2 separate regions of the Homo sapiens genome follow, and region 1 is linked to region 2. Evidence: chromatin contacts called from ENCODE Hi-C or POLR2A ChIA-PET data. All regions are on one chromosome and are shown on one strand. The core of a region is the stretch at or near the end of the contact, and the rest is flanking DNA. Distances in the headings are between cores, read along the strand shown. Region 1 overlaps KLF3 (KLF transcription factor 3). Region 2 overlaps LINC01258 (long intergenic non-protein coding RNA 1258).

The links. A loop is a pair of places that touch in the nucleus more often than their neighbours do. ChIA-PET counts read pairs that join two places held with the same protein, here RNA polymerase II (POLR2A). Pooled maps may share reads with other maps.
Region 1: a map of HepG2 shows a loop between it and region 2 (3-fold over the local background). The contact joins two enhancer-like sites. A Hi-C loop is called at or near these places in 1 of 168 maps with a recorded cell type or tissue (HepG2), 8 of 37 single-sample maps with no recorded cell type and 5 of 50 pooled maps. POLR2A ChIA-PET finds 5 or more read pairs at or near these places in 1 of 52 experiments (WTC11).

Annotation. Positions count from the first base shown.
Region 1 is chr4:38,671,223-38,674,638 of GRCh38, reverse strand. All of the region lies in intron 1 of KLF3 (KLF transcription factor 3), which reads right to left. Among named protein-coding and RNA genes, the nearest start is that of KLF3-AS1, 8.0 kb to the right of the region's middle. RefSeq lists enhancers at 1,193-1,496, 1,452-2,021. Within about 2 kb of position 1,323, at least 28 of the 41 ENCODE cell types and tissues checked have a DNase peak (open chromatin) inside an H3K27ac peak, as active enhancers do.
Region 2 is chr4:38,423,201-38,427,103 of GRCh38, reverse strand. All of the region lies in intron 7 of LINC01258 (long intergenic non-protein coding RNA 1258), which reads left to right. Among named protein-coding and RNA genes, the nearest start is that of LINC02513, 58 kb to the right of the region's middle. RefSeq lists an enhancer at 1,886-2,418. Within about 2 kb of position 2,348, at least 2 of the 41 ENCODE cell types and tissues checked have a DNase peak (open chromatin) inside an H3K27ac peak, as active enhancers do.

The DNA of each region.
Region 1 (3,416 bases), core at 74-2,573, 250 kb before region 2:
CTCCAAATCACCTGCCTTCCTCCAAGCAAACTTCCGTCTCCCAGCTGACCTCGGCTAGGCATACGGAGCAATACACTAACACACCATCGCTAAGCCTCCCTTTCAACTCTTCTAAGTTTTTGGATTTTTCAAAGAGAAAACATGTTATCTTCCCCTACCCTTACTCCCCAAAGGAACTTAAGGCAAAAAAAGAAAAAAAAAAAAGGCGGTGTGTGCATGTGTGTGTGTAATTCTTGGCTAGGAAAACTGGGCAGGCAAGCAACATCCCTGTAGCTAAACTTCCTTTCCAGAGAAACTTTTCTCTCTTCGTTTCTTTACCCAAATTCTTCAAAATCCCCCAATGGCTCAAGTATTATTTAAGGACAGTTGCCCTAGCCAGAAATACAGGGGACAGGCAACAGATGTCAGCAGGCATTTTTAAGCTGGAGGCTCCCTGAAACAAAGCTAAGCACTGGCACCTACCTGGAATTTCCTACCTAGACATTCTTGGAAATTTTCATGCCACTCTGTGATTTTCACCTGTCCTACTCTTCTATGACTGGTTTGAAAAGGAGAAAAATTCCATGGGGTGTTTCTAAATCTTCGCCCCTCATGAATTAGTTATTTTGCATTAATGTGTATTATAAATGGGAAAGAAGTTAATTATTTCATTTCAGATGAAATATAATGATCCAGTGAGCAAACAACCCACCCTCTCTCCTCTCTCTGCTAACAAGCCACCCAATTTTACTTTCCTGCCTCCACCCATCTGCTCCACCCTATGGAGAGTTGCCAAGGCAAGTCCAACTTGTCCAAACAGGACATGGCTTCAGATAAGATTCTGCCCACACCCTGTACTTCGGAAAGACCAAGTGAAGCAATTGATTTTGCATGTCAATAAGGACAGGTGCAAAGGTAACAACCAAGCAGAAGCCTGACAAGTTTCCAAACTGAGGCCTAGCAAAGCAGGGCTGGGGGCGGGGACACCCACACCTATGCTACCCTCTAAGTTCAAGGCCATCTGGCTAGTGGCATTCCACACCCTTCTTAGAGAAACTGCAGCAAACTCGAATCATTTTCCCTACTAGGGTTACACACTTGTTTATGCTCTCTGACAATTTTGTGTTTTAGTTTTAAGGGCAGGCAACCCAAGATAAATTGAAAAATACCCATAATGTCTAATCCTGCTGTGTACATATCTCACAAGGCCTCGCCTAAGCCCTCACAATTCTCCTCTATGAAGTGTTATATAATCAAATCCAGAAGGGCTGCGTGAGGCCACACTGCCTCTCATCTGCCTCTGCTCAGTGCCCTCCCTATCACTGGAGACCCACCCAACTCCACCCTAAGGAGCCTCCACCCATGGGGCCCCACCCTGCAGGGAGTGGGAGGTTGGGAGGGACCAGTTGGCGCTGGGCAGCAGCCAGTTCCTGGAAATTCCGGCCTGAACAGGGATGGTTAGAATCTTAAAAATAACCAGAAGGAACCATGGGGCTGTGATCATTCCTCTGCTCCTGAGGATTCTCCACTGAAGTTCCTCCCAGAGAGCCACTGAAACTTTGGATACAAAACCATGAGCGAAGCCTACCCTCTCCCTTTAAAAATAAGCAGAAAAGAAAGAGAAAAGCATTTTGAACCACTGCTATCAACGTGGCCCAAACCAACCCTACCCCTCCTTGTTCCTGCCTCTAAGGCTGCCCCCTCCCCGCCTCCCATTGGCCTTATTTTCTGGTCCTTCACCATGGAAACCTAGAGGCCATCTCTGAAGCCTTCCTCACCTCCTTTGCTCTCCCCTCCTGCCTTGGGGGCCAGGCCCTCAGCGCCTCCCACCTGCATTGCTGCAGCTTTTCCACCACTGGTCTCCCTCAGCCTCTCCAGTCCAGCCCTCACCCCTTGCCACCCACGTTTTTCACAGATCTCTTCTCATCCCATCCTTCTCCAGCTCACAACCTTCCCTCCCGTGCACTCCCCGGGTCTGACAGTGGGCTCAGGCACCCATGCTTGGCACCCCGTTACCCACGAGCTGCCCCCTGCTCCAACAAGTGCCCTTCATGCCGGCTGCCCTGCCCACCCCCAGGCCTTTGTTCATTTTTGGCCCTGATGCTGGGCAACCGGCAATGGAATGCCCCCTCCCCTTCCGGCTTATCTAAATCCCCCTAATTCTTCAAAGACCAGCTCAAGGCCCTCCCCACTCTGTGCAGCCAGCTGATTGCTCCCTGGGGGATCCAAGGCCGCCTCTTCTTACCTAGATAGTCTAGGCCTCTTAGCTTTCCCAGTGGTGCGTCCCACACCGCCACCAGTACTGGGAAGGACAGACAGGCAGGCCTCAGCCTTCCTGAGAGGGCTCCCTCCCCACTCCCCACAGGAGATCGGGCTTGTTCCCTGAATGAAGTTTTTATGTCAAGCCTAAGGAGCTAACATAAGAGCACTTAGCTTATAGTAGGAGTTCCACAATCATCTCCCTTTCCCTCTGAATGCACTTGAAATCTCCCTTAAACAAGTAATAGGGATGAAGGGCCTAACTCTAAGGGAGACCTAGTAAACCAAACTTCCTAAGGAAAAGTTATTGCCCCTAACCTTAGCCTGGCCCATCATGTGTACTCCAGAGACCTTATTAGTACCATCTTCAAATAATTTATTATTATCCACTCAGTGAGGTCTTCTAAACAAGTCTAGTGTCGAGGTCTCTACTGTACTTTAAAATCTAAAATAGAAAAAAGAAAGCGAGAAAGGGAGGAGAGGAGGCAGGTGGGGGGGAACTGCAAGGGGAAGGGGTGTGTGCACAAACACAGGTTTTTGAAAAGGGATCAAGGAAGGCAAGGGGCTAAGTGATGTCACAGGTTTCCTGCCAATCACCACCACCTTCGTGATTGGCAATCCCCAGGCGCTGTTTAATGTCAATGAGGTGGTTACTACCTTCCCGTTTTACTGAAAAGAACACTGAAACAGAGAGGTCAAGTAACCTGCCTAACATCACACAGCTGCTAACTCGTAGAGCCAGGACTTGAACCCAAGGTAGTCTGACTTAAGACTGGTGGCCTTGGCACACCACTCTTCCACCTCCCCAGGCAGAGGACAACATTACACCACCAACAGTAAGTACATGATAGTGATTTCTGTGAACAGGTTGGTCCCCGGAGAAGACAGAACGTGGGGACAGTCTGTTTACATTAGTGACAGTTTCCACTCCTTCCAACTGGCCCCTGCTGCCCACCCTGTCTCAGTACGCACACTTGGATGCAAGATCAAAAGACACATTCTGAAGGCCCCAAATTAGGCAATTATTCTTCCTAGCCAGTGCACCTGCATTGTCGATATAACTGCTGAGAAAAATTGGCAGCTTGACCCAAGTAAATACGGAAATCCTCATAATAACTGCACAAAGGTGGAAGGGTCAGGTCCTCATCCCCATTTTAGAAATGAGGAAATGGAGGAAC
Region 2 (3,903 bases), core at 1,099-3,598:
TTCAATGTGCTACTGGGTTTTTTTTTTTAATAACATAGTAGGCACTCATCAGATAATTGTTGGGTGAATAAAGTCATCTGGAAGTGATTTATGGGATGGTTGGGCAGAAAATGGCAGCTGAAAGATCAGGGATTGATGGCAACTAGCATCAGCCAGAAAGGACAGATCAAAAAGACACTGCACAGGAAGAATGGACATGACCCAGTAACCAAACTGCAGGCAAGAGGGAGGTACTATATAGAGATGATGCTGAGGTTTAAATCTGGTGACCAGAAAAATACTATTGTTGTTGATTATCTTAGTCTGTTTGTGCTGCTGTAACAAAATGCTTTAGATTGAGTAATGTATAAACAATGGAGATGTATTTCTCAGAGTTCTAGAGGCTGGAAAGTCCAAGATCAAGGTGCTGGCATGTTTGGTGTCTGGTGAGAGCCTGGTCTTTGCTTCCAAGATGACACCTCAAATGCTGTGTCCTCTGGAGGAGACAAATGCTGTGTCCTCATATAGCAGAAGGTATATGAGGTACTTATTCCATCCTTGAGGGTAGAGCCCCTATAACCTGCCTCCTAAAGGCCCCATTTCCTGATACTGTTGCATTGGGTCTCAAATTTTGGAGGGTCACAGACATTCAAACCATAGCAGTGATATAATGAAGGGTGTCACGGAAGTTGCTTTCTGGAGGAAACATTACAAATTTAGTCTTAAGCACTTGAATTTAGCATACCTGAGAACATCCAGGTGAACAAATTTGGTATGATAAGGTAGGCTCAAGAAAGAGATTGAGCATGGAAGCAGACAGAGATTAGACATCAGCCTCATAAACGGATGTCTCAGGAGAATGACTGAAGTCTTGATTCTGGCTGAGATTTGCGGACCAAAATGAGGATCTTGTGTCGAGACTGACTCAGTGACAGGGCTCTCCTTAGAAACCTCAAAGCAGCTCTCTAATTCATCCTAAGTATTATGGCAATAGAAGTGCTGAGAAATTGATAAGGTCTCATAACATGTTTTAAAATGTAAAAACAAAGATCAGAAAAAGAATTAAATAAACCTTGGGATTCTGATGTCCAGAACCGTCTTCCATACAATCCAGAAGAAAAGCCTCAGAATGTGAACTCCTACACTATGTAAATTCAATAAGTACACCTAGTAAGAGTAATCCCATTGAGTTCAGATAATAGAAGACATGGAAATGTGTCACCAATAATAATCATAAGACATTCTCAGCACTTTTCCACATGTGGCTAACGCAATCATAACTTAGCAAAGCTACTTTCAGATATACATCAGAATTTCTTGCTCTGTTAAATACAATTTTATGGCAAATCTTTTGCAATTTTCAATAGATCTCAACTTGATCTACTTCTCTTGTCTTGCACCTGCCTCAATTTTCTTGCTACTACTGTGAGGGAGGGGTTTTCTGTTGACTAGAAAGGGAAGTGATTTATGGGGCAAGAGGCAAAAGAAATGGATCCATCTAGAATAGCATTTTTATTATATTTTCTCTAAGTAAAATCAGAAAACTGTTACCCAGAGGTATTATGATCTGGCCATGTTAGACTCCAGCTCCTTATTAAATTGGTGAGTTATGGAGAAGGTGTTACCATCCGAGACAGTTTTTCATTTTCGTCTTTCCATTTAACTATTTCTTGAAGCTGATGAAATACATAGTACTTAGGTTATTGCAGGGTCAGGCAGAACGTTCTTTTTAGGGAATACATAGCAGTGAAAGAATTGTAGGATTTTTAAATCTGGCATCAGAGCTTGGCAAGTTTAAACATCCAAAAACATCCCTTTTTGTGTAAAAAGGGAAAACTCTAATCCAGAGAGACTAAATGACTAAAAGACTCAGAGTGTGCTGCAGAACCAGGTCTGGAACCCTAGAATCCTGGCTCCCAGTCCGTTACTTCAAGTACAACTTTTTCGAAATTCACATTGGCCACGAGTAGATTCTCCTTCCATTGTAAAAGAGCATTTAGGCCACAACCAGCAGAAACACTAAGCTGCCGATTTCTGTTCATGATGCGTCCACCTGGTCATCTTCTGACATTTTCCAAGGGCTGGGACAGCTTTGGAAAGCCCTGTTAGAGACCAGGTTATTTTAAGGTGGAAAACAGAAATCCTAAAAAGCCCAGGCATATACTTGCTTTTTTTTTTTTTTTTTTTTTTTTAATGGAGAAGCTGAGGGACCCAAGAGCCAGCCCTGAAACCTTGATATTTAAAGCAGTTGTCTGTAGACATAATACCCTAGTTTGATCAAAGGGTTGGGCCACACAATCCCAGGGAACAGGAAGGCTGACAAGGGGGGAAGGGCCCTTTGTCCAGGAGGCCTGGAATCCGGATGCCCTGGTTGGCGAGGCTGCTGGCCCTGCTGGGGAGGGGCTGAGGCCCAGTCTATGCCCGCGTTCCTCCCCCTGCCCTTCTGGTCCCTACACTGAGAGATCAGACAGAGCCTGCTGTCTCCCCACACTCAGTATCTGATCAGTTTTCTTCAGGACATTAATAAAATGAATCTATAGGCTTTGCTTGTATTTTTGTTGTTGTTTAATTCTACAATCAGAAAAGGTAAGCACCCCAGTTTAACTCTTTGAGTCTTTCTCCCAGCATGTGGCTTCCTAAACAAATATTTCATCTATCGTTCAGGTCACATTCTTGACCTTGTTGTTTCAGGTGCCTGATAATTCTGGGCTAATGACGGCCTGGCGAGCACGTTGGTTCCCCCACCACCACCCCACCACTCTCCAGTGCACCCTGCCCTCCCTCCTGTCCCCAGCAGCTTTCCCTGGGCTCATTTTAGTACCAGCCCCTTCCCCATTAATTGCTTTTCCTTCGGTAGCCTTTCTTTTCTTTATCAAAGTGCTTGCTCTGAAGGCTTCTACTTCAGATTCCTGCCCCCAGTGCCCTTGGCCTGTTCATTATTTAATTTTGCTTTCAGTCCCCTGCCTGTCAGGCAATGTCTGCACCCTGTGATTGTTTTCATTTTTGAAAGTCTCCAAAGATCACAGCCTTGTAGACACACTTTAAAAATATTATAATGATTTCTGGTGTGCGCACGCGTGTACACGCACACAGACATGAATGAATTAGAAAAATGTGCTTTGGACCGACCTAGGTTCTCTGAAGCACAGAATTTGACTGATAAAAGGGCTTTATGCACTGCCCCCTGGCCCTGCTGACAACACTACCCCTAATGCCTCTCCTTCTGCTTTATGAGTTGCTGAGATGGGTGTTTTTCTGTAGTCAGTCAAACAAATACATAAAGTAACTTCTAGAGCTTTTCGGCATTGTACTAAGCTGGCTGAAGGCATTTTAGAGATCCAATCTTGCTGAGGGGCTTGCATTAACATGGAAGGAAGCAACACTCTCTGATAGCAACTGACATAGGTCTAGTCATGCAGTAAAGCATTCAAAATAATCCGGAGAAAGGGTAACAGATCGAGCCTTTGGGGATGAATGATAACTGGATTCAGGAAAGTTCTTCTGATTTTTCTTTTTGACCCCTAAACGTCAGATGTGTTCAACATTATTACGGACTGAGTTCTATTCCCCCAAAATGTGTATGTTGAATCCCTAACCCCCAGTGTCTCAGAATGTGACTGTTTTTTGAGACAGGGTCTTTAAAGAGGTAATTAAGTTAAAATGAGTTCACTGGGGTAAGCCCTAATCTGATCTCTGGTGTCCTTGTAAGAAGAGATTTGGACAGACCTGCAAGGAGGGAGATGTATGTGGGGCACAGGGAGCAGAAGGCCATCCTCAAGCTAAAAAGAGTGGTCTTAGAAGAAGCCAGCCCTGGCAGCACTTTGAGTTGGGACTTGCAGCCTCTGGAACTATGAGAGAAGAAACTCCTATTGTTTAAGCACCCACTGTGTGGTACCTTGTTATGGAAGCCCTGGCAAACTAATG